Linked DNA regions of Mus musculus: regions 1, 2, 3, 5 and 6 are each linked to region 4. Evidence: chromatin loops called from intact Hi-C (ENCODE). Cell type or tissue: heart. All regions are shown on one strand.

What was found. Hi-C counts contacts between places; a loop is a spot of excess contacts. Peaks named below come from ENCODE experiments on the same cell type or tissue, not always from the same donor. Only the 100,000 strongest peaks of a DNase experiment are listed, where the experiment ranks them.
Region 1: a loop joins it to region 4, with 10 times the contacts of the local background. A loop is called at or near these places in 35 of 42 quality-filtered maps.
Region 2: a loop joins it to region 4, with 2.0 times the contacts of the local background. A loop is called at or near these places in 12 of 42 quality-filtered maps.
Region 3: a loop joins it to region 4, with 4 times the contacts of the local background. A loop is called at or near these places in 5 of 42 quality-filtered maps.
Region 5: it touches region 4 in a loop (2.7-fold over the local background); 19 of 42 quality-filtered maps call a loop at or near these places.
Region 6: it touches region 4 in a loop (11-fold over the local background); 17 of 42 quality-filtered maps call a loop at or near these places.

The regions. Positions count from the first base shown.
Region 1 is chr1:11,655,298-11,660,297 of GRCm38, reverse strand. All of the region lies in intron 7 of A830018L16Rik (RIKEN cDNA A830018L16 gene), which reads right to left. Among named protein-coding and RNA genes, the nearest start is that of A830018L16Rik, 240 kb to the right of the region's middle. In heart, a CTCF peak has its summit at 2,404 (motif pointing left); no DNase peak of the experiment used is centred here; H3K27ac peaks cover 415 bases.
Region 2 is chr1:12,716,322-12,721,321 of GRCm38, reverse strand. The region is part of intron 1 of Sulf1 (sulfatase 1); the gene reads right to left. Among named protein-coding and RNA genes, the nearest start is that of Sulf1, 26 kb to the right of the region's middle. In heart, no CTCF peak of the experiment used is centred here; DNase peaks (open chromatin) are centred at 941, 2,281 and 2,861; H3K4me3 peaks cover 1,090 bases; H3K27ac peaks cover 1,308 bases.
Region 3 is chr1:12,403,564-12,408,563 of GRCm38, reverse strand. No RefSeq gene overlaps it. Among named protein-coding and RNA genes, the nearest start is that of Mir6341, 20 kb to the left of the region's middle. In heart, no CTCF peak of the experiment used is centred here; a DNase peak (open chromatin) is centred at 2,893; H3K27ac peaks cover 267 bases.
Region 4 is chr1:12,834,852-12,839,851 of GRCm38, reverse strand. Sulf1 (sulfatase 1) reads right to left here. Exons shown (of 22, transcript NM_001198565.1): 13 at 3,523-3,739; 14 at 1,241-1,493; 15 at 1-23. Among named protein-coding and RNA genes, the nearest start is that of Sulf1, 140 kb to the right of the region's middle. In heart, a CTCF peak has its summit at 2,849 (motif pointing right); a DNase peak (open chromatin) is centred at 3,701; H3K4me3 peaks cover 1,500 bases; H3K27ac peaks cover 1,616 bases; H3K27me3 peaks cover 730 bases.
Region 5 is chr1:12,696,443-12,701,442 of GRCm38, reverse strand. The region is part of intron 1 of Sulf1 (sulfatase 1); the gene reads right to left. Among named protein-coding and RNA genes, the nearest start is that of Sulf1, 6.5 kb to the right of the region's middle. In heart, a CTCF peak has its summit at 2,183 (motif pointing right); a DNase peak (open chromatin) is centred at 3,332; H3K27me3 peaks cover 684 bases.
Region 6 is chr1:12,689,602-12,694,601 of GRCm38, reverse strand. Sulf1 (sulfatase 1) reads right to left here and starts at 2,172. Exons shown (of 22, transcript NM_001198565.1): 1 at 1,918-2,172. In heart, no CTCF peak of the experiment used is centred here; DNase peaks (open chromatin) are centred at 1,211 and 2,131; H3K4me3 peaks cover 2,537 bases; H3K27ac peaks cover 1,875 bases; H3K27me3 peaks cover 2,274 bases.

The DNA of each region.
Region 1 (5,000 bases), 1.2 Mb after region 4:
TCAGAAAAACTTCAGAATGAGTCCCAGATAGAATTCCAATGTGTGTTATGATCTGCCCACGCTTGCTAGTCAATAGATTTAAAGGTAAATATGCTTAGCCAATAAGTTTGAACTGTAACCTTGCTGATGTCACTTGTACCCCTAAAAAGTATAAAATTTGCTTGTAATAGCCATTTGGGGTTGCCTTCTAGTCACTTGCCTTAAGGTTGTAATTGAAGGTCGACCCCAAAATGATGGAAAATAAACCTCTTGCTTTTACATCGATCTATATCTCGGTGTAAGTACCACAGAGTGAGAGTCGGAGTCTTACAGTAATTAATCTTAGATTTCTCTAAAAGTAAACAACATAAGCAGCCCAAGCTTCATTGGCTTCAACAGAATATAATGCACAGACTTTGTCTGAACCATACGTGATAGGCTGAGAGCTTTTCCTGGGCAATACATAGGAATTAAGGAGACAAACCTGTCGTGCTGACTTGGTGGCAACAGCTGAAACTCCAAGGTGTGGGATAGGAAGCCAGAAGCACCCACACCATGACTTGCCAGCCCCTGGAACTCAAGCTTGAATCAGTCCTTGGAAGTTTCTTCTGCCTCTGCCTGGCCGTCGACCGTGAGCAGAAAGGGAACCAGTGTGTCTTGTTAGTACGCTGGATGCTGCTGCTCTTCTTCTGCAGAGCACTCCACAGACATGAGATGGAAAATGCTTGGCTTCATTAAAATAAATGAAAGAAGAAATTTGGCTTCCCAACCTGTCCTTATCAGAGTCAAATAAACACTTTAGACTAAACTTGAAGGTAAGAGAAGCCAGACCACTAGCCAAAGTTTGTCTATTGAGTAGAGTGACACAAAGCCAGAAGGAACATATTTAAAGAACTATCAGGTCTCATTTCTTGTTTCTATTTCTGGTTTCAAGGATGGAACTTTTAGTGAAATCAGTTTTAAAATTTAAGTCCCATGAAACTGTGATTATCTGCTCCCACATTTGCTAATTGATTCCTGCAGCCTCCATCGCCTCCTCAAGATGTACCAATGAAAAGCCCTATGCTGTTACCAGAGAGCAGCAGGGCAGCATGCTTCGTTATGACACCAATACTAAAGTGGAGAGAGGAACCTGGAGTTGATGGTCAGAGCCCAAAGTAACAGCCATTTATATATGTTAACCTGTAATGATCATTCGATATTGAGGAAACTTGTTTTTTATGCAGTTTTGGAGGGAGCCCTGTGTTCTATTGAGGTGGGCATCATCTGTAAACATCTGAGCTTTCTGAAACGTAACGCACAGAAGCCTTTGTTATGCTCATGTCATGTCCCTGTGACTTGACATGGATACAGCCCCAACAGGAAAGCAAGCAAAGGTGTACATTTAGGAGCTGTGTCCATTTCTTTAATTTTAGCAGCACCAAGAAAGGTCTTTCCCCATAATTAGAAAAGCAATGAATCCAATTTAAATTACACATGCGATTTGCTGAACTTACATGTACTGTGTCATTCAAGTATCAATAAAAGAGAAAAGCCTACTAATAAGTTAAATGCTTCAGACTTGATGCATTTGTATCAATGACAATCTCTCTCTCTCTCTCTCTCTCTCTCTCTCTCTCTCTCTCTCTCTCTCTCTCTCTCTCTCTCTCTCCTACATCTTACTTATAAGACAGTTAACAAGGAAAGCTGTCTGTACTGGTTTGCTCTAAACCTTATTAGAACTATCACATCATGCCAACCCTCTGATTTCAACTCTCAACATCTGCCTGAAGAACACTAAGTAGTTTAGGTTTCCTGTCTGCCAATCACTTGAGGAAGATCTAATGCTAAACAGGCATAATCAGGAGCCTGATGTGAGTCTTGCTGCTTCCTGTGCTAGGCTCCTTACGTCTGTCATGAAGGCAGACCAGTAGAGAGCCTATATCAGCACTGTAAACAATGTTCGACCATTCACAAGAATTCAAACTGTTTTTATGTGCTAAATATTCTTTACCTTTTTGTCTCAAGTAGAACAACCTAGCAAATGAGCCCAAGCCTTGTTCCTGCCCCCTTGCTCCCTGCCGTTACTGCTTCCTTTCCTTTCACATCTAAGGTTAGTTTTCATCTGATTATGTATGCAATCTCACTGTGACCATGATGGGAAACAAAGCAGAACAAACACAGAAGCATATAGAAGCATATTCACCTCATATTTTCTTCAGTATTTATATGCTAATATGTTCTTTAAACTTTATACAAAGGTAAATAAAAATGTGTTTTCAGAAATGTTTTTTTAATTATTCATTTTGCATAAAGGCCTACTGTGCGGCACTTTTGACTTATAACACAGGTTTCCATTTTAACAGCCTGTGTCAGTGTTTTCTTGTGTGGGGCTTCCTAAGTGCTTGAAAACTGCAAAGCAAATGCACTAGCACCCCCTGGTGGTCTAATGAATGTATAGCACAAAGTAGTATCAGTCAATAGCTTTCTGTTATCTCTTTCATGTCACTTTTAACAGTGCAAGGCTATTTTTAAGTCAATACATAACATACATTTTAAAGACATTTTGGGTATTTTCATGTGTGAGTGGATAATAAAATGACTCAAAATGTACAAAGTAATACATAAATTCATAGAGAAATTTAATACTTTGTCATACTCTTACAGAACTCTGCTTTGTTCATTACGGTATTAGCCTATGTAAATTAACCTAATTACTAATAATTATTCCTGGCTTTATTATTATGACTTTTTAAATTGGATTATGTCTGTGCAATTCAAGTTGATCTAGTACTAACTATGGAACCCAGGCTAGACTTGAACTCACACATAGCCCAGGCTGTCCTAGAAGTTACAACCTAGTTGCACCACTTTTTTATAATGACAGACACAAACCACTAATGCCCAGCTTCAAGTTGCCTCTTGAAAGTAGATTTTCAGTTTTAATTTTGTGTACTATACAAATCAGCTGTAATTTGGTAAACTGAAAATGGTGATTTAACAGTTTGGCAGTTCCTCCGAAAATTGTACCTAGTACTACCAGAAGATCCAGCAATACCTTTCCTGGGCATTTACTCAGATGTTCCAACTTGTAATAAGGACACATGGTCCACTATGTTCATAGCAGGCTTATTTATAATAGCCAGAAACTGTAAAGAACCCAGATGTTCCTCAATAGAGGAATGGATATAGAAAATGTGGTACATTTACACAATGGAATACTAATTAGCTATTAAAAATAATGAATTTATGAAATTTTTAGGCAAATGGATGGATCTGGAGGATATTATCCTGAGTGAGGTAACCCAATCACAAAAGAACTCACGTGATATGCACTTACTGATAAGTGGATATTAGCCCAATAACTTAGAACACCCAAGATAGAATTTGCAAAACTCATGAAACTCAAGAAGGAAGACTAAAGAATGGATACTTTGTTTCTTCTTAGAATGGGGAACAAAACACCCATGGAAAGAGTTACAGAGACAAAGTTCTGAGCAGAGCCTGAAGGAATGACCATCCAGAGACTGCCCCACTTGGGGATCTATCCCATAAATAATCACCAAACTCAGACACTAGGCAGATGCCAACAAGAGCCTGCTGACAGGAGCCTGATATAGCTGTTTCCTGTGAGGCTCTGCCAGTTCCTGGCAAATACAGAAGTGGATGCTCACAGTCATCCATTGGATGGAGCACAAGTTCCCCAGTGAAGGAGCCAGAGAAAGTACCCAGGGAGCTGAAGGGGTCTGAAGCCCCATAGGAGGAACAACAATATGAACTAACCAGGACCCCCCCCCCCCCCAGAGCTCGTGTTTCTAACTGCATATGTAGCAGAGGATGGCCTAGTCAGTCATCAATGGGAGGAGAGGCCCTTGGTCTTGCAAAGATTTTATGCCCCAGTACAGGGGAATGCCAGGGCCAGGAAGCAAGAGTGGATGAGTTGGGGAGCAGGGCGGGGGGGGGGGGAGATTATAGGTGACTTTTGAAGAGGAAACTAAGAAGGGTATGACATTTGAAATGTAAATGAAGAAAATATCTAATGAAAAAAAAATTTTTTTTAAATGAGAAAGAAAATGGTGATGTAAAAAGTGTGTGTGTGACCTCAGAGTATATGCCTGAGGCTGCTGATATTGAGTATATGCCTGAGGTTGCTGATATTGAGTATATGCCTTAGGCTGCTGATATTGAGTATATGCCTGAGGCTGCTGATATTGAGTATATGCCTGAGGCTGCTGATATTGAGTATATGCCTGAGGCTGCTGATATTGGCAGATCTGAGGAGACTGAGAGTAAGCACCATTTAGTACAGAGAGTATTTAAATTTTTATATAAAGTAGTGCAGGCATTTATAAATATTTCATAGGACTACTTAAACAGTAAAAAAAGATATGTTACTTTAGAAATTAATTACACTTTCCTGACATAAGGTTTTATCGGGTTGTTCAGAATAGCCTGAAACACAGGGTTTTCCTGCCTGTGTCTCCTGCAAGATGGGATTACAGGCAGCCTATGCCACCATTCCTGGCAAATAACTGTATTTTTAAAAATAGAAATGCCTTAAGAAATGAATTGATTTATCTGCATACTCATGTATAATAAGGTTGCAAAAATGCCCAACATACATATGCTTTCTTAATTTCTGAATCCTAATACAAAAACTATTCATATATATGTGTGTGTGTGTGTGTGTGTGTGTGTGTGTATGTATGTATAAGAATTTAAATATATATATTTAAATGTTTCTCACCTGATAAATATTTTTACAGCAATTTTTACTTGAATGACAAATCAGTTAGAAGAATGCACTTTGACCACAGGGCTTTTGTCAGCACCAGTTATCAACGGAGCTGTGCATTTAGTAGAGTAGCAGATATGCAGTTATCTCTTTAATCATTAGTTTACTTAGTGATTCACACATCAATGCATTCAATGCAACATTTGAGCAGCACCTCCAGCCATTATAGAGTTTCTCAGAGCTTTATGAAAATCATGGTGACTTATAAAGACAAAGTAAGAAGGCCTCCTTCCTCTGCAAGTGAGGA
Region 2 (5,000 bases), 120 kb after region 4:
TGCAAGTTTCTTAGTAATATATTCTGGTGGAGCTATAAACTGCAGATCAGAAGCTCGTCTGTGGATGTGTGCCTCACTAGAATTAACATTGTGCTGACATATCTCTCTTGGATTCAATAACCAGGCTATGACTAGTTCATAGACTAGTCTACCTCTCTGTATTGTTCATCAGTGCTCTTCCTTTCTGGAAAGTTCTTCCCGTCAGCTGCTTATTGTTTGAAGCCCAGCCCATCACCATCACCTTGTGAAAGGTCCTGGCTTCCTCAGGCAGAAGTAACAGTCTGAATTGGGCATCTTCTCTCAATCCTGAACACAATTCCTTTTCAGATATATAAAAAAAGCTAACTATTATGGGATTATCTGTTGTTTTGATCTGTTCCTCAGAACAACAACTCTTCCAAGACGAGACACTTTACCCACCTGAGTATTGCTACTGCTTAACACAGCGTGCCATCTATCCATCGAAGAAGTGAAGTAAAAGACGAAAGCAGGGGCTAAAGAAATGGCTCAGGACTTTGGAAGGAGCACTTACTGCTCGCTCTTCCAGAGGACCCAAGTTCAAATCCCAGCATCCACATCAGGTATTTCATAATCACTTGTAATTCTAGCTCCAGGAGGTCCAAAGGCACACATATAAATAAAGATAAATCTTAAAAAAGATGAAAGCAAGAACAAATAGGAAAGCACCAAATGTACTAAAATAGCGCAGTGTTCAAACTACATGCTAGATACTTTTCTATATTACATTACTTCCCGTGCTAGATAATTATTTTTATATTACTTCCTTGTTAAATACTTTTTTATATGATTTCCTTGCTAGATACTTTTCTGTATTTCTTCCTGCACTAGATACTTTTCTGTGCACTTCCTTTCGTCCTTCCAACACTCATCCCCTGGGGATGTGGAGTTTTGGCTCATTTCCTAGAGGTCTTGCTGCTGCCTTATCTTACTGCTGGTCCTCAGGTGACAGTGACACAAACTCCGACTTGAATCTTATCTGCCTGTGTCCCCTCTGCTGTAACTGAGGCTAAGGTTGACATGACAGGGCTGGTCTTTGTAGACCCTGCCTGACATAGAATGTTGATGGATTTCATCCCAATGTAGAGGTAAGAGAACTAGGGCTCAGCTTCAATTGTATCTTACAATTTCTTGATAGTCACAGATAATTTGAAGTAGAAATATAATTTAAATAAGAATTTTAAATTTAATTGAAATAATTGACTTATTCGTTTTTGCATTTTTTTTTTCCTGTGACAAGCTCTTCCATGTATCTTCAGCTGGTCCTGAACTCACGATCCTCCTGGCTCAGGTTTCTGAATGCTGAAATTGCAGGCATTCCACCACATCTGACTTAAAGGAAATCTTTAAAACTTGACAAGGAATCTTTCTATTTGGTCCATTTTGCACATAAAAGAGAGAGAGAGAGAGAGAGAGAGAGAGAGAGAGAGAGAGAGAGCTACTCACACACACACACACACACACACACACAGAGAGAGTGAGAGAGAGAGAGAGAGAGAGCTACTCACATACGCACAACTCTGTTATACAGGACACAAGTCTGTCTAGTGCTGCAAATGACAGCTTAGTGGATTAATCACAATGCTTAGAGCATTCAACCTTAGGCATCCTTGTAGATTTCTAAGTTTTCTTTCACAAAACAGTATTGAGTAATAATAATTTTCCATTTCTCATGATATGAGGAGATACAGTCATGGCTTTACCAATGCAAATTATACAATTACCTCCAACAGAACTTTATTCCCACGGCCTTCCGTTAGCAACAGTAGTTCTACCTGTTCAGAGCATGCACCTCACTCTGTTGCTCTACAGGGCTGGAGAGAGGTGACATCTAAAAGCCACATGCCACATCCCCGAGCTGAATATTTTATGAATGATGCATTCTTTATGGAGAGCAAGTTTAATAATTTGGCTCTGGGCTTTGCCAGCACTTAAGTTGCTTTTGTCCATGCGTCTTTAATATTGAACCATTTGGTCTACAGTGAAAAAAAATTAATGAAAGCTAATGTGCCCACTGAAGTCACTGTGTTTGTTATGTTTACAGAAGCCAGCAGAAGTTTCAAGCCTCCTGTGAAAGTTTATTTCATAGTATAAAAAGAAACGTCAAGCAATTATATTTACCTGAAATTGTGAGTAGCCGAAACAGAGAAACTGAAAATGAAGACAGTTACAATCTCTGCATTGCCCAATGAACCAAGTGAGTAACCAGGTTCCTTCCTGTAAGGACTTGGAGCCAGCCTGCTTGTAATGTAGCCAGGCTAGGCTAGACTAGAATGCACTGGTCAATCTAAGAGCCTCTTCCGGGTGTTATTTTGTCAAGTGAATTATCGTCTGAAATCTTTTTCTCTTCTAGTATTTTTAGGAGAGCCCAAACTGGGAGGGTGGTGAAGTTTGGCTAGAGACACGTTTTCCATCATCTAAGCATCTCATGTAGGGGTAGGATCACAAAACCATAAACTGAACAAGAGGCAGAAAGGAAAACCTGTTTTCTTTTCAGCAAAAGTAGATCATCATACTTACAAAAGTCGCCTTGAAAGTCTTCTCTAGAGAAAAGGCTCGGGAGCAGGGGAGAAGCAGAGGAGCAGAGATTAGGTGGCAGCAGGGACTTCCTTCCTCCTCCTGAATGGGAGAGTCATTGTTCCTTATCGCCCTGACCTCTGCGGGGCTCCAGGAGCCAGGGAGGGAGGCTTGGCCTCTGATCCCAGCCGCCCTCTCTCCTGGCCTCTGGGCCTCGGATTTCCAACTTGCAGATAAAACTGCCCGACCTGACACCAGTTCCAAGATTCATTAGGGACTGACTGCGAAGTGCTTGCAAGATGCAGTTATATAAGCCCGGCGTATTATTATCATCACACACCCCCATAGACCCAGCTCTGCCAGACAAACAAAAGGCAGTTCCAAGAAGAGGAGGAGCAGAGGCACAAGTTCCACTGGGGGTGAATTTCGGGACACTGCTGAACTGACTGGGAAAAAAAAACCACCATCAGGCAACCCAATAGGAGTATGCAAACCTCCGCAAACAAACTGAGTTGCAGCTGGCCGGCTGGGAGGGAGGAGGCGGGGAGGGAGTCAGGGTTTCCAGGCATGCGGTTCTGGCGCTTGGAGCATCCAGTACAGTAGGTAGCTGTGGCAGGACTGAATGGATGAGGAAGATGTGGGCTTTGGAAAACCAGGCATTCCTGAGGCCAAGTACTTTGTAAACACTGATCGTTCTTAAACCCGGACCCGGTGCTCTGTTCTCATTATTCCTGGTCTCCTTTTCCTAATGGTGGTTTGCAGAGAATCTCCTGTTCTCTGTGGAGTTCTGTTTGAAACTTGTCTGGGTCCCTGCTCTTTCCTTTGTGAGAGCAACTCCCCACCCCCAAAGCCAGAGTCATCTGAGAAAGTTCCCTGCCACCATGGTCCTCATCTCTTAGCTTTTTGTTGTATTTTCTTTCTTTCTTTCTTTCTTTCTTTCTTTCTTTCTTTCTTTCTTTCTTTCTTTCTTTCTTTCTTTCTTTCTTCCTTTCTTCCTTTCTTTCTTTCTTTCTTTCTTTCTTTCTTTCTTTCTTTCTCTCTCTCTCTCTCTCTCTCTCTCTCTCTCTCTCTCTCTCTCTCTCCCTCCCTCCCTCCCTCCCTCCCTCCTTCTCTCTCTGTCTCTCTCTGTCTCTCTCTCTCTCTTTCCTTCTAAAAGATTTTATATATTTATTTTATGTATGTGAGTACACTGTAGCTGTACAGATGGTTGTAAGCCTTCGTGTGGTTGTTAGGAATTTTCAGGACCTCTGCTTCCTCAGGACAACCCCACTCTCTACGGTCAACTCGGCTCGCTCAGTCCCTGCTCGCTCCGGCCCATAGATTTATTTATTATTATACATAAGTACACTGTAGCTGGCTTCAAATGAACCAGAAGAAGGCGTCAGATCTCATTACATGTGGTTGTGAGCTACCATGTGGTTGCTGGGATTTGAACTCAGGACCTTTGGAAGAGCAGTCGGTGCTCTTAATCGCTGAGAGATTATTATTACCCTTGCCTGCTCTTAGCATTCCCGTTCTGGGGTAAAGACTCCTATCCTGTCACTTAAAGCTCACAGTTTGTGTTTGTACAGTAATTTTCCCCTTCCGGTGCCGCCCTCCAGTATCACCTACCCGGCAGCATCTTAGAAAATGAATCACTCTCAACAGGTAGATTTAACAGTCATTATGTTTAGGACCTTACACTCACATTCTGGCTCCTAAAATCTAAAATCTCTGCTCCCCTGGAAAAGCTCACCCCAATTTCTCTCCTGTCTTAGTGTCCACAACGCATCTTGCTACTGTTCCCAGAGCTCCCTCCTTGTCCGATCCTGCTGATGGCCCGAGTCAGCTCAGAACTGCAGTCCGTACCTTACTGAGTTTACTGAATTAGTTTGAGTAATTAGGTTTCACTTTGTAGCCAGGGCTGTCCTGGAACTCACAGAGATTTTCTACCTTCCTTTGCCTCTGCCTCCCCATTGATTATTAAAGGTATGAACAACCAAATCTGGATGGCATTGAATCCATCTTACAGCTTGACTGAATCTCACCTGTGTCTTTTGAGTTATGGAAGAGCCTACCCACAGGTTGGTTGTTCTGGGTATGTCTGAAATAGACTTATACCTGTTTGTGGTTCCCCTTCCGTGTTTAAATGACTGAGAATTCCCATGTGTAAATGATTGAGAATGTAAGTTTAAAAGGGAGAGGCTATTTATGGGATGATTCCCCAGTAGGGCAGTCTCTGGATGGTCCTTCCTCAGTCTCAACTCTGAAGTTTGTCTCTGTAACCCCTTCCATGGGTATTTTGTTCCCCATTCTAAGAAGGATCGAAGTATCCACACTTTGATCTTCCTTCTTCTTGAGTTTCATGAGTTTTGCAAATTGTATCTTGGGTATTCTAAGTTTCTGGGTTAATATCCACTTATCAGTGAGTACATATCATGTGTGTTCTTTTGTGATTGGGTTATCTCACTCAGGATGATATCCTC
Region 3 (5,000 bases), 430 kb after region 4:
GAATTTCATGGTATGCTTGAGAAATGAGTTATTTTATGTGAGTACACTGTTGGCTGTCTTCAGACGTACCAGATCACACATATGATCTCATTACAGATGGCTGTGAGCCACCATGTGGTTGCTGGGAATTGAACTCAGGACCTCTGGAAGAGCAGTCAGTGCTCTTAATGGCCGAGCCATCTCTCCAGCCCAAGAAATAAGTTATATATGACAGAAATATATACAGATATGTGAACAATAATAAATTCAAATAATAATGTAGTGGAATGCATAGGTAGTAATGTCATAAGTGACAACACATGTAAGACTTTCTGGTACTTTGTTGTATTTATATTTTTCCTGTTAAAACAATCCCAGAGGCTGAATAATTTATATAATTTTTTTTTCCATTGTAGGGGCTTGGAAGCTTCAAACCAAAGATCTGAATCTGATGAGAGTCTTCCGGCTGTGATATAATATACTGGAGAGTTCCACACAGTGAGATTAACTAGCCTGCTCTAACAGCAATGGCATTGATTCCTTCATGGTGGTGGAGCTCCCATGGCAGAATTGTCCCAAAGTTTCCACCTTCATATCACCATTCATGGAGGATAAGCTTCACTGGGAGTATTTAGAGAATATTTAGAGAGTATTTAGTCAACCAGAATGGGCTACAATGAGCAGGTTTTTAAGGGGGCCTGGGTAGATTTCTGAGATTTAAAATGTAAATTTCTGGGTGGAAAGCTAAAACATAGAGGTGGTAATGACAGCATAGTAGCAGGAAAGCAAGGCATACAACACAAATTGAAAGCCTATTGCTAGGGGTGGCATGTGGGGTATTGGTAGACATGAATGCAAGGGGAATGTGTAGTCAGAATATTATCAGTCCTTAACTGGAAGTGCTTAAGAAAGTGGCTAAACAGCCAGGAGGAATGAGATGGCCTCTGTAATAAAGACTTTTCTGGAAATTGTTTGGCAACATCATAAAGAAGGGTACTCTCAAGGTCTCAGTTCACTATCACATCTATATCACAGTAAATAAACTACAATAATTACATCTTGGGGGATGAGGCATCTGTGGAATGAGACACAATACTAAGAAGTCTTTTAAATGATATTACATGTTTGTAGGAGTAATGTTAACAGGGCTGCTCATTAATTTTCTGTGAAGGTACTAAGTTCAACTTTGTAAGAAATGAATGGCTTTTATTAAGCTTTGGGAAGGAGCAGGCTTAAAGATTTCTGAAGAGATGACAATGTAGATCTCAGAAGTTCCTTGCAGATTTTGAAATGAAACTCGGGGAACACAACAGAATTAGAGAAGCTGAGGCTCCAAGTGGGAAGGAGGAGGTGAGGGAGAGGAGCCCAAGGGGCTGACTGAGCTCAGGGAACTATGTCTCTAACTTAAAAGTCAGTAGAGTCTGTGTCTGCTCTAATTAGCCCTGTAGATAAATTCCATGCTAAGGTTCCTGAAAAGATATATGATTTGGGACAGGTAACTTTCAATATGAAAGCATGAGTTTCAGATGTAATTTTAGCAGAGGAGAGCAGGGGTTAGGAAAAGACCAGGACAGGCCAAACCACTGAGTAATTGCCAAGGCCTGGAGGCCTGGAAAAGAGCAGTCCCAGGGTTCTGGTAGAAATAAAGGCAAATAAGAGGTAGATGGAAGGCACATTCAACAGAAGATCGGTGTGACTCACTAGCTATTTGAAGAACAAAGAAACAACTGAAGTTCCTGAAGGACAGTAAGAGATTAAATTCTGGGTTATAAAACAGAGGGAGCTGTATTCTAATGACTATTCTTATCACTTTGAAAGTACTTTTTCCCCCCAAATCAGAATTGATTAAAGGAAAAAATCCAGTAGAGGCTGAGAAAATGTAAGAGCTTCCATATATATATATATGATTCTTCTTTCATTTATTTGTTCGGCAGATAGCAGAGTTTAGTGACAGTCCTTTGAAGCTTATCTAGTCGAGCTGCAGCCAGGTCAGAGACTCCTTGAAGAATGACTGATGAGGGAGAAATCAAAGCTATCTCCAGAAAGAACAAAGATAGAGAAAAGACAACAGCCATGGGGAGAGAACAAGGAAAGACATGAGGGCATAAAAATTAAAGAAAAAAAAAAGGCACAGGAAATGTAAGACTTCAGTTTCCTTAATGGCACTAGTGAAGAGAGGGAGACGGCTGTCCTTCGCTTATTTTAAATCCACAGAACATTTTCCCAACAATGCCAATATGACTTATAGACAAATTTTATGCAACTTGTAATTTCCTATATACCACCAAGACAAACCAGTTTAGCAGAGCCGCACATGTAATTATAAAATGCTTGTAAGCACTCCTGGTAGAGTGGTTTAATGAAATAACCAGTCATTTCATTACAGCACGGAACAACTGAAAGCTTTTGTAGTGACTTGTTGCACCAGACCAAGTAAGTAGACTTTTCCTCAAGAGAACTGAAAAGCAATGGAATCTTATCTTGACGTCAACACTGTCTTTGCCAGGATGTTGAAACAGCTTTTCCTGTCACTAAAAGGACACACTATAATCCATCTGCTATGTATAATTTGACAGTCTGCATTGCTTAAACAGTAGGAGGGAAAGAAAGATCTACCTTGCAAACTTTCCCCTGCAGGAGGAGGCTTTCAGGAGTTACCAATTACTAGCCAGGCTAAATATCTCAGCAGACACATCTGCTCAGGGGTTATCCACAAAAACCTGGCATACAGAAGGTTGAGGTGTGTGTTGGCCTGAACATACCAACTGTTACAGGATCCAATCACTTAGTGTCAGTGTGCGTTTTTTGGCAGCCTCTGGTGGCATTGCTTAAATGTGCCCAAGACCTGACTCTGCACACATGACTCCTGAGATGATAATCTCCTCAAAGTTTAAGGTGGAAAAATCCTGTGTGCAGGGGGTCTATGCCCAGCAATAAGCCAAAGTCCTTAGCTCACTTTTCCTGACAGTACACGAATGAGCAATCATAGGGCTGGGTAGATCTGTGTTTCCTCCTGATAAGAACTACTTTCCCAGGACCCACATCAGTTCAGTACACACCCACCAAACATCCTAAAACTCTTTCCTGGCACAGGTTCAGAATATAAAAATCTGTTCTTTCCAGAAACTTCCTTTGCTTATCATGAGTTGAGGTTCTCAGGTAATGGCAATTTTTAAGAGGTCAAAAGGAAAATAAGAGATTTCAATTAGTACAATCAAGTTACCTTCCAAAATCTCAAGAATGTTAGATGAGATTAAAAATGGACAGCAAACTGAACGTAGAAATAACAGCTTTCTTCATGGGAAAAGAACAAGCCTAGATTTTCCATGGCATCAGTGAAATCAATTCGGAACCAGAACTGCCCGTAAGACGCCTTTCCCGCCATCCAAAGAACTAGGTTTGGGACTAAGGGAAAGTGACCCAAATGTCAAGTAAGATCTTAGATCTGATCTTGGGAAAGGAAAAGAACATAAGTGGGAAAAATTGATGAAATATGAATAAGTTCTCTAGTTCATTTACTAGGAATGCATCCACATCCATTTCTTGCTTTGGGAATTCTTTGATTAAACAGAGTGATAATGTTAGGGATGATGGCTGAAGGGCAGCTGAGATATTTCTGGACCATCCTTGCTATTCTCTTGCAGATTTAAGATTATTTCAACGTGAAAAAAAACTTCTTTTTTTAAAAGGCCAAATCAATGCAGTGTGTGTTAACTACTTGTTTTCACTAGTGTGGTGATAGCTCTTGTTTTGAGTGGTAGAATTGCAGGACTTTGGTGGAGACACAGATTCCCATACAGAACTACTTTGAGAGAGATTATCACAGTTGATTTAGCTCATAAGAGCACCAATACAAGACCTGTGATGGGACTCTGCTCCACAATACTTAGACAAATGGCTGCAAAAGATCTAGACTATTTGTCATTTTGATCAGTACGGGGCACCACCAGTGTATGTTGCTATTAAAATTGGCAGCCAGCCTTTAACTAACCTACAACTTAAGCAAAAGATACAGTCTGGAAAGATGGAAAAGATGCACAGTCTACAAAAACAGAAAAACGAGAATTTCATGAGTTTTACATCTTTTTAATTGTAGAAAATGATGAGAAAGAAAGACTTGAAGCTGCCTCATCAGTGGTTTTGATTTTAAGCAAAACATAAAATTTTTTTTGTGTTTCCAAACATGAGGCTTCCTGTAGGAATAGGTCCTGAGAGGAGAATCGCACAGCTCAGGCTGCCAAATGCAGAAACAAGTTATTTCCAACTTTTGTCGTCAGTGAATACTCCTGATCTACCCCTCCCCTTCATCAAATTAAACATTTTGCCAAGCCCTAGCAGACAAACTCAGCTCACCATTGAGTGTTCAGTTGATCTCAGCTCATCTTACATCTATCCCGGGGCAGTAATTTAATATCTATTATGAGTTTCATAGCAATCCTAGAGTTTTCATTTGGACAAAGCATTTCCTTGAGAATTCTAGAATGATACCCAGCCTCATAAGAGATTCTGTAGAGATATATTGCTTCTCCCCTAAAAGCAAATATCAATCTTGTATGGACTGTGATCATGTGTTTTTTTGAGGGCAGTGACTAGTTCACCAATACTGCTGTATCCACACAGCTCTTAATGATGTGTTTTCTCAACAGTAGGTAGTTAACAAATGCTGCCTGGCTCACCTACATGACAATATGAAAAGTGCATGAGTGATTTGTGGAAAGAGTTAAATGAATTACCCATGTACATCATTATCAGCAATGCTTGGATTCCACCCCTGCCCCCAAGAGACAAGTGTGAGGACTTTTCTTTCCTTTTTCTTTTTCTTTCTTCTTCTTCTTTTTTTTTTTTTGTCCTTTCATTAAAGAAATGGCTCACACTGTTTCAAAGTAGAGGGAGAAATCAAAATTTTGGCCAGCTGAAACCCCATGATAGCCTCAGCAAAATATAGTTTTAACATAAGCCAAGGAAATCCTTCAACAATACAGAAACGTAGTCTGTAGAAATAAACTCTCTCGAGTAAGCAC
Region 4 (5,000 bases):
TGTCGTTTGGAAGAATAAAGCACCTGCAAAAGCAAGGAGGCCCCGGGAAACAGGCTCACTATCAACAGAAAAACCACAGACAGACACCAGAGAGAGCAGAGAGCACTCTACCCTTCGCCCTTGTCTTGTAGATAAAAACACTGATCTGAGAGCTGATCCCCTCACAAGGATAAATGAGAATGGGTCCTGGCCGCTGGCTGGACAAGGGACAGGGTCACTGCTTTGTGACAAGATTATCACCAAGAACACCTTGCCACACTTTTCCACATTTATCCTCCCTTGAACAGGATCCATTCCCCAAATTAAACTCTTAAAGTGTCAGCAAGTGCACACACAAAAGATTAAGAGTGCATTTCCACGTGTGGATACATGTGTATGGATTTTCAAAGTCACAATTCAAAATGGCTTCTGGGCAGAAACACATCACTCCATCATTTTGCTTTACAGAAAGAAAAACCTCAAACAGCGCACGGACACTCTGATGCTTCCCTTCTGTTTGGCTGTGCGGGGGCTCTATCTAGACAAGCCTCTGGCTAGACAAGCGCTTTACACTGCTGCACTAGACCTTCAGATTCTCCATTTTTTTCCCCCATTTATCCCAAGCAGGACCTGAACTGGAGATCCTGCTGAACATCGGGGGCTGGGAACATAGGTGCACTCCATGATGCCTAGTTTAAACAGCGCTGGGATCACCTCCAGATTCCAGGGCGTATTTGTTTGCTTATTTATTTTTACTTGTGTGCATGGGTATTGCATCAGGTGCATGTGGCATCTGTGGAATTCAGACGTGGGAGTTGTAGCCCCTGACATGGGTTGCAGACAGTTGTGAACCTCTATGTGAGTGCTCGTAACCAAACCTGGCTCTTCTAGAAGAGCAGCCAGTGTTCTTCATCTCTGAGCCAACTTCTGTAATGCTCTAAGTCTGGAGGACCACGGAGAATGGAAGAGTCCCCAGAAGTCCCCAGACTTGTGGGTGGAGGTTCCACCCATGCCTGCTTAGTTGTGATATGACAGGATTGCTCTGCCTGGTTCCCAGCTAATGAAACAGAACCCAAAGCACATGTCCAGGTCACTGGTGGTTCTAACTCCTCCTGCTTCCTTGTGTCCCTTGTTGTGCCTGTAAGCCTTTGGACACTGCATTACTGAGCAACGCTATTTCTTTTTGCAAAGTGCAATGGTGATTGTATGGGGCGTGAGGTAATGTTGTCCTCCAGCCTGGGAACTACATGAGGAGACTCACTTGTGTGTCACCCGGACAGTGGCGGGTAACCCCACAGCATTGTTGCTGTCTGCCAACATCTCATTCCTGATGTCACCAGCAGCAGCCTGGTGGCCAATGAAGCCCTGGTGACCCTCATCATGGCGCTTGGCAATGCTCCTTGGTGGTAACACTTGCAGTTCTTCTTCTTCCAGGTTGATGTCATATATTTCACCTTCGAATTCAACAGACAGGGACCGAGTCTGCCGGGTGTGCACAAATCTGGGCTTATACTCTGGAATGAGAGGAAAAGTCATTACCACGGATGAACAGATGTGGGTGGGAAGGAGAATGGTATCACCGGTCATCGTGGAATGTTAGAGAGGAACACAAAGTGCAGGCTGAGTAGCCTTGGGGCATCTTTGTCCTGGGTAGCTCCTGAAATCACAGCAGCAAAAAGCATGCTCTTGTCCTGGTTGGGTCCTGTCAAGGGTGCTAACAGGCTAAAAGCTGCCACACTTAGTTTTCTACATGAATGGCTAAGGTAGTCAGTATAGAACTATATAGCCCCTGCTTGTTATTAGCTTCAGCTGTCCTTTGTATACTGCTTATCTATCTTGAATCCATAATCTTGAAATGAAAGTATTGCCATAATGGTCCTTACACTGAAAAAAAAAAAACTTATGAGCTATCAAACATGAATTGGTTCTATTATTCTTTCTGCATGAGGGAACTGAAGCACTGGGTTTTGCTGGGCTTTCCCTAGGTCCTAGAGCCTGAACACGCTGGGTCCTGGAGCCTGAACGCACTGCCTCACCACTGCCTTGAGCTGCTTTTTAAAAGAGACGACCCCTCTCAACACCGCACATTTACACAAGTACAGGGCAGCGCTCTAAAACGACTAAATTTGTGAATGTTTGCATCAGCCATGTAACATTTTGAACACTTGATATTAAGAGTAAGGCCGCTGCGCACCTGCAGTGCACTACTATGGGATGCTGCCTGATGTCCGCTGGGTCCTGGCTAAGGGTGTTATTGTACAAGCTCTGACCTCGGCTTTCATGCTTGGGCTTTGCCAAGCACACTTCTCTGGAATCTTGTCTTCAGCTTCCTAAGTCACGAAGAAGAGTCACAGAGACGAGGGAATCGCAACTGTCAGCCTTCCTACAGGGGAGCTTGGTCCCTATAGGACCCCTTACTTTCCAGGTGCAGTAGTGGCTGCCATGACAGACGACGACTTGCACCACTATCACCTCAGGAAAAGAGGAAACCTGCTCCTGTTGTAGGATGCAGTTTGAAAACTTTCTGGCAGGGGACAGTGTTCCTGCTGCTAAGTGGGATGCTTGTATCAGGGGGCCTTGTAACCTTATTAATTCTAGCTGTGATTTTTCTTATGAGGTTTAAGTGTGAAATTTCCTTCCAGGAGGAAAGACAATCCCGTAACTCTGTGTACTGGCTATAAACCACTTTAAGAACCAGTGAAGACCAGTCCACCTAGATAAGGAATTCATGGCCCTCTAGTCTATTCTGTTCAGCACAAAAATGTCGCTTTAAGGAACTCTGAGTCTCTTAAGTGTTTTGTGTCCAATTAAACAGAACTTATTTGTTTCCAGACATAGAATGTGCACAGATTTGAGCCACTTCTCTAATATGCCACGAGGTGGCAGTAGACTATCATTCTTCAGTAGATGTTCCTCCTGTTTTCTGTAGTCTGTATCAATCAGTTACCTGAGAGTTTTTACTAAAAAAAAAAAAAAGAAACAAAAAACCTGTAGGCAGTAAGGATATGCTGTACTGAGTTCAACTAATTTGATACTGCCACTCAACAAGATACAAGCGTCTGACAACATTTAAAGATACAGTCTAAAACATGAAAAATATGCGTTTAAAAACTGCTCATGTCTTTCCTCTAAGGTTAAACACACATGAACTGATTGATACCTAAAATTTAACTTTTAAATCAAGTTAAGGCAGGCATATTAGAGCATTACCATGAAGGTAAAGTCAGATGGCTCTAACCCTCCCCCACTGGTCCCGAGGGACACCCGCTGCGTGTGTGGATGCCCTGGTCCCTAGGAAGTTACTAAGTGGATTTTTATTCTATACTAAGTGAAAATGCTCGCAAAGTAAAATTTCTAGCTGATCTTTGCTATCTTACTTTAAACTGAGCAATGATTTTTGCTTTTATCCTGAAATCTAGGCACCGAGAACATCTCATTTGTGTGTGAATCACGGGGGAGGTTGTCTTGAAAAGGGATCCTCCTGCCGCTGTATGTGTGTGGGGTGTGGGGGGGGGCTGGGGGGGGTCACAAGGTTGAGCTTACTTGGTGTTCCCTTGTTCCTCAGGAACTGCCTTTGATTCTTTCTCTGGCTTCTGCTCGAGCGATAGCCAGAGTCCCTACAATGGCACTCTTTGTCTTTGTCATGCAATCCGCGAGAGTAGAGGTTGCGTGCATTCTGACGGACCGTGAGCAGGTCGCTGGGTCCCTTACACTTGTGGATTCGGAGCTTGCCGGATGTGTCCTCGATGCACTGCCAGTTCTGCAAGAGCCAGCGGGAAGCAGTTGGCGATGCTGAGCCAGTTGTTATTTACAAAGCACCCTAGCAGTAGCTAGGTGTCCGTCAGTCCGGTCCCCCATCATCACCTCCCCCCTCCCCCACCCCTGCCCCGTCCCTCACTGCTAATTCCATTAAGGAGCATAAATGAAAGGGGACTGGCTTTTAAGTGACCCTGCAGTAACTGCTCAGTTCTATTTCGTTTGTGGCAGGCACATACAGATGACAAATCATTGGGAATCAGAACTGCCTCGATGACACTGGCGCTGATAAATGAATCCTCCGCCCCCAGACTAAACAGTCTTGAATGAACCGTGTTAAAACCCTTAGTGTCCCAACACGGAGCCAGCTGTCAGCGCTGCTTCCACCAGGACCCCAAACTGCCCCATTTGTTCTGGAAAAACAAACTTGCCTGCTTTGTTCTCTGCCTCTTGGTTTCTAAAGTGAGCCTGGGCAGAGTGGCAGAGGAGCAAGACGGAGAGGAATTTAATTTGAGGCCATTACCGGCAAAGCCAACTCTGGGTATCCCAGACATTGGCAAACTCATCGTGTTTTCTTTTGATTTTCCTTCTTCTCCTACAAACTCTTCACGCCCGCAGCATGTGGTGGGTCCCAGGGAGACTGATTCGACCTTCCCAGAAAATGCGCTCTGCGGGGGTGGTAGTGGGGGTCGCATTGGGGTTCCTAGTTCCTGTTTTGTCCACAGCTGTGGGAATGCAGCAAGTTCACAGTTCTGGTTCCAACAATGTCTTTTCACCCCGGGAGGCCTCTCAGAAGCCCCTCTCCATTCGAAAGGCCCAATAACTTCTTTACATTTCAGTTTTTCTCTTACAAGCCCTAAAGGACTCACTGGTCAGTAGGAAGAATCCTGGCCTTCATTTGAAGCTATGTTAGCAAGACAACAGAGTGAGCCTGGATAAGGACTAGCACTGTTAAATGTATCCTTTTCTCCCTCCCATATACAAGTGTCGCCTGTGTGCTATTATTGTGTGTATTTCAATGCATAGGTTTCTAAGCTGACACCAGCACAATATACGTATGCTCTAAATATCCATGCGGGCTGAGCCACACATAATTTCAGATAAGTCCTGTCTTGGTGGTAAGGACTTTAATCCTAGCACTTGGGAAGTAGAGGTAGGCGGATCTCTGAGTTCAAGGCCAGACCAGTCTACAGAGTAAGTTTCAGAACAGCCAGGCCTACACAGAGAAAACCTGTCTCAAAAACCTAAAGAAGTCATGTGTGAAT
Region 5 (5,000 bases), 140 kb after region 4:
CAGGCTTGGGTGCACAGCAACTTCCTTTGGGAACGTGTTCCCAAATCTTAAAATTCAGAACTATGCTGTATGTTAATTACCTTGATTGGATCATTGCAGATTATAAATATGGGTCAAATGTCACACTTGACTCCACAAATTTGTCCAATTACCATGCACCAATTAACATTTTTTTAAAGAACTACTTGTTTTGTAGGGAAGAAAGGAGTCTGTGGGTGTGTATATCATTTGTAAAACTTGTCATTTATACATTCTGTAAGAGGCTATCAATCAAGCTCTTCCATGGTAAAATCTGAAGGTTTATGAGTAGAAGCAACTTAAATATTTTATCTCTTTTGCCTCTGGACTTGCTTTAAATTTACATTCCTTTCCACCAGCATTATCTTAACTGAAAGAAGAGAACTGTAAGTGTTTTGTAGAAGTAGTTTGGTGTTCTGACTTGAAAAGTCATTATTTTCCCAAACTTAGAAATACCAGAATTTTATTGGCCAATCAATAATCTCTTTTCCCTCCTCTCCCCCTCTCCCCCTTCTTCTCCTTGCCCCTCTTGTTTCTAATCTTAGAAAAGATTCTTTTTAGTCTAAGGGGAAATGTCTTAGCTCTGCAAACATAGGTTGGGTTCCTCTTTCATATCTATCAATGATCAGAGTTAGATTTTTGTCAGTTTGGACTCTATTGGTATGCATTTACATTCACATAGTTTAAATATTTATTTTCATATTTATGAATGTTTTGTCTGCACGATGTAAGCAGGCCACATACCTGCGGTGCCCAAGTAAGCTAGATAAGGGCATCTGCTTCTCTGGAACCTGGTGCTGTAAACACTTGTAAATGGCCATGTAGGTGCTGGGAACTGAACGTGGGTCCTTTGCAAGAGAAGAATACGCGCGCGCGCGTGCGTGTGTGTGTGTGTGTGTGTGTGTGTGTGTGTGTGTGTTGGGTGCAGGGGGCCATACATGAGTGCACAATTGCTGAGCCATCTTGTCAGCCTGTGTTCGCAGATTTTACCCATTATTGAGTTAGTCCGAATGTGACTCTTTGTTAGAACATGGAAGCCACAGCTAGAAAGTGGAGTCTGCTCTGTTTCATGATGAGTGCACTCCTATTTCCCTAAACACAGAGATAGAAAAGACTTAATAATTCATGGGAAGTCTGGGGTATGCCAAATAAAAACTAGTACATATCCTACAACTTTACTATCTGTCACGTTCCAAAAACCTTCCTTGCTTTGACCAGCATGAAGCTCTGGGGGGTGGGGGGGTGCAGAACAGGATTTGTGGGGGCTTCTCCTTCTGGGATGTGCATTCTGTAAGATGAAAGCTGAACTTTCCCAAACTCCTGGATGCTGCCCAGCCCATCTGTCCTCCAGGAAGCTCTTTCTTTCTGCTTACTAGACGATTACTTGTGGGCAGGTGAAGGTTAAGGAGGAGGCACTGTACAGGCAGGAAGTCTCTTTAGGGAGCATGTTATGCTGTGGAAAGGTGGATGGGAGCTAAGCTATATTTGTGGTACACATTTTGAAAATAATAGTCACAGGCTCACACTTGTAAAGTATCATCAATAAGGACACACTCTGCATCCAAATAATCCTTTCCCTAGCTCATGCGATTCTCCTGAAGCTCGCAGCCTAGGACAGCACTTGGAATTAACACAGCCAGCCATATTACCTGAGTTAGAACGTTCTGTCATAGGAGCAGAGTGAAGACCTGAAAGCCCTCATTCAGGCTCCACTTTGCTTTTTAAGGGATGTTATAACTGCCCAGAAAAACGAGATAGACTGGATGGTATTAGAGCCTTCATTAAAGAAATAAAAGATTTTCCCAAGTTCTTGAAACATTCCACTTCTGGACTTTTCTGTAGTTTCTGAAGCGGAAACGCTATATAGAAGAAGAGTAACAAACAAAAATAAGCCAAAACCACGAGTTCAGCTCATTGCAACAACAGAAGCAGGATCTCACAATTACAATCTGTATATCAGGTGAAGACTAGACCTGTGGCAACCTAAGAATTGGTTAAAGCTTAAAACAGGAGAAATCAAACAAAAGCAAAACTACACACATAGGGGAAGAAAAATATCAGGGCTGATTTCTCTCATGTCAAAATATATACTTTAAAAATATTATTTTTATTTCTGTGTGTAGTGTAAGAGTTAATGTGTGCATGCAATGCCCAGCGTGGCCAGAAGAAGGCATTACCTCCCTGGAACTGAAGTTACAGAGAGCTGCAACTGCTGTCTGGGTGTTGGGACTCAGGCCCTCTGTAAGAGCAGGAAGGGCTCTTACTCCCTGAGTTATCTCTGAGCCCTCAAATTATATATAATTGGGTGCTTCAGTGTTGATTCTCCATCTTATAATACACAGTTCTCTTTAGAAAATTCCTTAAAGCTTCTGAGTTCATTGTAACCTTAGAAAGCTCATTATGTAGCATAGGCTAGCCTTTTGAACTTGTAATAATCTCAGCTCTCCCAAGGAAAATCTTTCTTTTAAATGTATTAATTATTATTGTGTGTGTGCTTGAGTGTGCATGAGTGTGCTGCCACAGAACAATCTTTGGGAATTGGTTTTCGCCTTCTATTTTCACATGGGTTCTGAAAATTGAACTAGGGTTGCCAGGCTTGTGTGGCAAATGCTTTTACCCACTGAGCCGCCTCAGGACAGCCTTCTTTATTTAAACAAGAGCCACCTGGCTCTTGGCAGTTCCCAGATTCCTCCTGGTTCTAAGTCTTAACCTGGTGATGCGATTTGTTTAATACGAATCTCCAGATCAATTTTGGGAGACTCTACCTTTGACAATGAAGACTCCTTATGCAGAAACAAAGTGTCTGACCCAGCCTTGGCCACTGCAGCTAGTCAGAGGTGTGTCACTCTGTACCTTAGAAACACAGAAAGTGTTTCTCATGTTGGCACTCATGTTGTTAAAAACAAACAAAAAGTAGAACCAAGAAAAGATATTACAGTGGATGTTGACAGTGTGACCCCAGATCTCCATAATCCCAGAGCTTGAGAGGCCGAGACAAGAAGAGCCTGAGTTTCAGGGCAGCCTAGGCTACACAATAAAATCTCAGGGAAAACCAAATCAGGCGAGGTTTGAACTTTGAAAATAGAGCCTTTTATAAATTAATAAGACGTTAGTACATTATTAATTGGGAATACAGGAGCCACATATTTTGAGGGCAAAGTTGAATAGCTTGGCTGGTACAGCTGAAAACCGAGCCAGGCAATTAGGAGTCAGTTCTTTTTCAAAGTTCTGGAGACAAGTCTGCAGGGGAAGGGAGTTCGCAGAGGCGGGGCATCGAGTTTTAAGTGGAGTGGGAGGAGAGGTAGGATGTGTTGGGGGTGATGTTTGTAGTTTCTTCCCAGTTCCTGGCCTACTGCAGTGGCAGCCCAGGAGATTAGAGTGGAAAGAAGGCCCTTTGACCTTTCCAGGCTCCTGAAAATGTGTCAAATGACCAGTGTCCGCCCACAAGCACATTTTGTTACGTGGAATACAAAGCTTATGTGAGAGAATTTCTTGCTCTGTTGTACTTCCCGAAAAAAAAAAAAGTGGCAATGGAAGATTCCATGTTCCCTGGTAAATACAGAGTCCGGGAACAAACGAGGGACTCAGGCTGACTGCATGCAGCTTTGTGTTAAATTTTAGAGGTGGTGATTCCTTCTCTGTCTTGCCTACACGTTGTTTTTCTTAACCAATTACTTCTGGAAGCCTGACCTAAATCCTTTGTTTATTTAGTCTGGTGTGTGTGTGTGTGTCTATGTGTTTTGTCTGCCTGTATGTTTTTAAATTGCTTGCCTGAATGCCTATGGAAGCTAGACTATAGCACCAGACTCCCTAAAACTGGAGCCACTGTATAGATATAGGAAATTGAACCTGGATCCTCTGACAGAATAGCCAGTGCTCTTAACACCTGAACCATTTCTTAAACCCTCTTGGTTTCTTTCTAGATTATGTGTCAGAAGGAAGAGAAGGGCTCTTGTAGAATGGTCTGCTTTGGCTGCCCGTGCCCTTTATTATCCTTAGTGCTGAACCCAGGACTTGCTCTTCCAAGCAGCATCACCAGCTCACAGAACCATCACAGAGGGTGGACCTCACAGATCCATCAATGCATGGTCCAAACTACCTTTCTTCTTCCACCCCTCCCATCTCTATTTCCCCTGCCTTTGGAAATGCTGAGTAGAGCACAGGCCGAGATAGAAGGAATTATGGAGTGACGGAGACAACTCATTCTTACATTGTGGGTCATGGTTCCTAGTCATCCAATAGTGGATATGCTGTGATATATTAATAGATGTGGAATGCTTTATTCACAACATTCTAAGTAACCCTTTATCCATCTTACAGACATGTAACTAACCATTGTTTGTTCCCCTGTTCAAGGTTGTATAGACAAGTAATATCATCTCTGGATTAGAAAATGGGCTTGGACTATCCAGATCTACAGCCATAGTTGGTATTTTAAGTGACAGAGGGGCAAGTCATAGGTGTAACTCCTATCAGAGTCATCAAGGGATGTTGAAGTAAATGGAAATTTTTTACCTAACGATCTCGACTTGGGACAATAATTTCACATTTTGATTACAAGTGTTGCTTCCCCTAAGGGCTCTTAAAATAAAATCAATTGAGTTTCATGCTTGTTCCTCCTTTGTAATGGACAGATGAGGAGAAAGCACTAAGAGTTGACTCACAGCTCTGAATGAGGTTACTAGAAAGCTCCTTCAATGTCTGAGTGTCTCTGTGAGCTGGAGAACACACTATGTGGAGATGAATGTAAAACATTACACCTTACCTGAAGAGCCATGTATAACTCACTAGCTAAGGACCAGCACTGAGAGAAGGAAGGCTCCCATTAGTGTGAGTGGATGGGGGGCCTTTGGGAGAATGTAGAGATCAAGCTAAAACTCTGAAAGATGAGTAAGTAGAGGGGGGTGAGTGAAATGATTCTTTTCATACACAGGTTTATGAATGTAGAACCAGAAAGAACCATGTGGCCTTAGAGTGTAGCT
Region 6 (5,000 bases), 150 kb after region 4:
AGGGCTTTATGTTGTCCCAAAATGATGCTACAATGGTACCAAATGGCCTGGTCGGTAAGCTCTGAACTTGCTCCATGCAGTAAGGAGCTCCCATCCTGATATGGTGGGAGATATTAGTCTCCCTTTCCCTATTCACTTTTGAAACTTCAGTTCCACAGTAAAACTAATATGGAATGAATGGAATTACAAACGGTGTCAGCTTGTGAACTAAGTCCTATTTCATTTTGGTTATGTAATATTGGGACTCAGATAATGCTCAGTCACTGGTGGGAGAATGCTTCTCCCTGAAGATGTTCGAACCTTGGCCAGGACATTCTGAAAAACAAACACCTCTGCACCATACTGGGATACTGGTTTTGTTTTAACTTTTTAAAAAAAAACGAGCTTTGAAAGTCAGCTGTATGATCACAAAAATGTAAGACTGAACCCTGAAACCGAATGTTAGAGACCTTGAGTCAAACCAGAGTCCCAGGCATTCATCCTGTTGCTCTACCTATTACATAGCTCCTACTTGCAAACATCCCAGATGTAGTGTTGTATACAAAAATCTCTCACCTGCAAAGAGTAAGGACCAAGTTGGATTTCCCTATCCAATTTGCAATTCTTGTAGGGCCAGGTTCTTCCACAGTGCAGGTATATGGTTTCTCAGAAAGAGTCAGTCTCTGAATGCAGTGCAAGAAGTAACCCAGACTCACCCATTTTGCTCAAACACTTGAAAAATAAAAATACCTTCTTAATCCCTCAGAAAATAAGGCACTGATTTGAAAGGCTTTTTTTTTTTTTCGACATAAGATGTTGCATGTAATGTCCCTTGTTATATTCCATTCAATTAAATCCTGGTGGGTGATTTTGGCAGAGCAGTTAGCCACACATCAGATGACAACTCACTTACTGTTGCTCGGCACCCCATGACCATTAATTTCCAATGACTAACTTGTAATTAAAATCTTTGTGTTTATTTGTTTATAGCCGGGGCTGAACATCTATTTACATTTAATTAACACTGTTTAAAGCCTATAAATGCAGCGACTTTAATGATCCATCCTAGCTATGCTGCTTTAGTTTTTCCTGACTTGTAAAACTCACACACAGATCTGCAAGTGAATTACATCCATCTGCTCCCCCGCAGCTGCAACCGGGCTACGTTAGAGAGCCATTTCCCCCTACCCCCCCTCTTTGCTTGGCTTCCAGCTCTAAGTATTTTTGTTTCAGAGCCGACCCAAAGACTGCACCGACGGGAGCCAGCCCTTTTCTCCTGAGGAGTTCCCGGACTTAGTCTTCAGAAATGATTAAAAGCCACTCTTGCTCCATCCCAAATCGACGCAATCTACCTTCCACAAATTCGGTTAACAAAGCGTTTCCGACTCTGCCGGCTTAGAAGAATCTTTTCTTATTGAGAAGAACGCAACAGTTTAAAGTGAACTCTTTAATGGTGAGAGCTAAAATCAACGCTTTCTTGGCCTTGCCCATCCTTGATGAGCAGTCTACACCTACTCTTCTGCGCCTATAACGGGAACCTCAAGGCACCCGGGCTCCCGAAGACAGTATCTTCGTTACACCTTCAAAAGCAACGCAGGAGAAGCATTAGCGCTACAAAGACAGCCGAGCCAGAGCTATGTGCACTGTTATCTGTCAGTCGTACAATAGCAGCATTGATGGAACGGCGAGGACCGGCTTTGACAAGTGTGCTGGGCTAGCATTACATTCCATTCCAAACTACGGCGAGAGAGAGAGAGAGAGAGAGAGAGAGAGAGAGAGAGAGAGAGAGAGAGAGAGAGAGAAGGAGAGGAGAGGAGAGGAGAGGAGAGGAGAGGAGAGGAGAGGAGAGGAGAGGAGAGGAGAGGAGAGGAGAGGAGAGGAGAGGAGAGGAGGAGAGGGAGAGGAGAGAGAGAATTGATTTGGTGTCTTTTACTTTACCTGAAAATACTGCGTTTCTTGTGGCTGCTGCAAATGAATTCCTCCTCCTCTTTCCCAAAGCCAAGTACTTGGATTTGCCTGCAACTCTCACTTGGAGAAGACCACACAGCTCCAGCAGGGCAGCCTTCCTTCTCTTAATCCCCACTCGAATGTGATGACACACACTAACCCCAACCATCTGTTGAAACACGTCCTCAAGCACTCAGCACAGTGCTGTGTCAAGACAGGCTGCCCAATCCAATTGCTGGGGCTGAGAGTCTCTTACGGATTGGAGGCGGAGGGCTGGGCAGGGACGGGGAGGTCGGAGAACTCCCCAGCCAAGTAACCTGAGATTTTCGGAGAGAAAGAACTGCTACAAAAGGAGGAGTGGGAGGTGCGGCGGGGAAGGTAGAGCGAATGAATTATTCTGGTGGCCAGTTGTGCGTTACTTTTCACAAGTCTCTGTGCTCCTGGGTGGGTGGAGGGGGTTCTCGGTGGGATGCCCAGGAACACTAAAAATCTTTTACAGCTAATCTATTGAGGGCAATGTCCTCAGCAAGCCGCTCCCCCCATCACCCCACGGGAGATAAAAGATTCTTCTTGTCATGCTGATAAAGTGTTAAATGTGGGAGTAGTTTGCACTGAAATGTGACATCTACATTTTGAAATCTAAACTCCTGCCTCCCTTTGATTGGGGGCGGCCGCCTCAAACATTCCTGAAAGGGCTTGGGGGGTGGTGTCGCAGCTTTGAGCCGAAACTTCTTTTTCTCACTGGGCTCTTCACGTGTCTCTCAGGCTAAACCAGAGAGACGGTCAATGAAAACCATTTCACTCTACTTCTCCAAAGCAACTCATGCTTTCCTAGATAAAGGTGGCTTTTAATCACTTTCTACACCCACAGCCATCTCGGTATTACAGCTCCTGGTACTAGAAGGCTACACTCTGCCAGTAATTGTTTTTATTGGTTTCTAGTTAATTGTGCTTATTACATCCGCGTAACTCAAGCGTCTCATTAATAATTTTGCTTTGAAATATTTTCAGTTTGGGGTTGTTTAAATACATCCTTCTTGTGTACTTTTTTCAAAATGCAGTTTTCTGAATTGTATTTATAAAAGTATTTACATTAATAACCTGATTCAGAAAAGTGTTAGATTTTTTTTACATATAAGAAGATATTGAGAAATAAATTCATTACTTAAAAAAAATCTTATTCTTTCAAAAATTCCATGAGACATCCAAGGAATTTGGATAATCTTAAAGAGTAAAGAGGAATTTTAAATACCATCTACTGCCTAACTGTGCCTGTTGGAAGCTAACATTTAACTATTACACCTTTTGAGGTTTGTGGTGAGAAAACCAATCATTTATGGGGTGGGGGAGGGTGGGGGAGGGTGGGGGAGGGTGGGGGAGGGTGGGGGAGGGGGTTAAACTTCCCTAAAGCCTAAAAGATCCAGATTACCGATAGGTAGCTGTGTTTGGCATATCAATGTCATGAAAATAATTTTTTCAGTTACAAGCAGCATTGGCTGATTGGCTTTCTTGTTGTTGTTGTCTCGCAAGGTTCTGTGATGTTATATAAGGATGCTTACAGTTGCTTCTGGTGCAAGTTTCCAAAGCACAGAGGACAGGAGAGGGTTTCTGTGAAGTGATCTCTCTCCCACGGGGTCATCAGGAGGAGGCAAGGAGAGTAGGATGGGGAGGTGGGAGCTTTGACTTCGTTTGCTTATTATCTTCCCAGAGTGATTATGAGGTGTCTGCTTTACTATGTATCACAAGTTCACTAAGCTACCCCTGACTCCTGAGCACCCACATCCAGAAACAAGCAACACAGACATTGTCAACAATGCAATTGGCAGGACAGGCCTAAGGCTTCCCTGGGGACCATAAAAATTTAATAGTGCCAATTACTGTCGAGCAATTTTATTCTGTCTTGTTTTTGGAGGAGTGGGTAATAGTTAATCCACCAGACCTCAGTCTGGAACTCTGCATTGCCTCAACTGTGTAGATGGAAAAGACCCCGGAGACATTATTAAGCCAGTTTGCAATCTCTTAAACTGTAAGTTGAGTTACAAAAGTAAAACTTAAGAAACTGTAAAGGTGTTAAATCAATATGTTTCATCCACCCTGTGCCTGTAACTTCCCTTCATGGGACATTTCCCTGGGGGTCGTCTCTGACTTACATTATTGTTTGAAACGCTTTTCAATGCGAACGTTTCAGTCTACACTCCACTGTAGACCTTTTCATTAAATTTCAGCTATTACTTCTCTTTTCTTGATCATTTCACCCATTCGTCCCATTTAAAACTTGTTTTAAAGTGAAAATTACAAGGCTGCTACAGACCCTGGTCCATGCTTGTCTTGTGTTCTGCATAGTGGCAGGGCGTGCCATCTTTCAGGTGGACTGTAAAACTAGTCCACAAAGATGCATTTTTTTTCCTTGTTCTGAAATGTTGTTGATGGGGAAAATCAGCTCAAGTCCAAGCCTGAGGCTGGTGCTGCAGGCTACGTCCTGGCTCCCCTCCCTCTGCAGCCTGCCTCCCTGCCTCCCTGCCTCCCTGCCTCCCTGCCTCCCTGCCTCCCTGCCTCCCTGCCTCCCTGCCTCCCTGCTCTGCTGTGTCGGTTTAGAAGTTAAGAAGTTTCCATTACTTTCCTTGCTTTCGCCTTGCCATCTGCAAACAGTTTATTTTTTTAAGGGAAAAGGAGTGAAGTTGAATCTGCCTTGAAAGATCTAAACTTAAAATACATTGTATTTTAAAACGATGATATCCAGCATTGTAAAGTCAGACGGGGCAGGATGGAGGAGCTCTTTGCAGAATGAATTGCTTCATCCTAGAAACTGAGGCAGGACGCTCCTAAAATGAAAGATTAATAGGTAACGGTGATATTGAAGAATGGCCCCTCCTATTCTGTTCCCACAGTTAAAATGTCCCTTTACTTATTAGCTCCAATTAGTTTCCATGGTAACCGACCAGCCCTTGTAAACCCAGCACTCCTAGCTTCACTCATCTTTGTCTAGACGGGGCTCTCCACCCTTCTTCCTCCACAGATGGTAGTTTAGCTGAGTCTGTATCTATAGCCATATCTCTCACACACATGCAATTGGC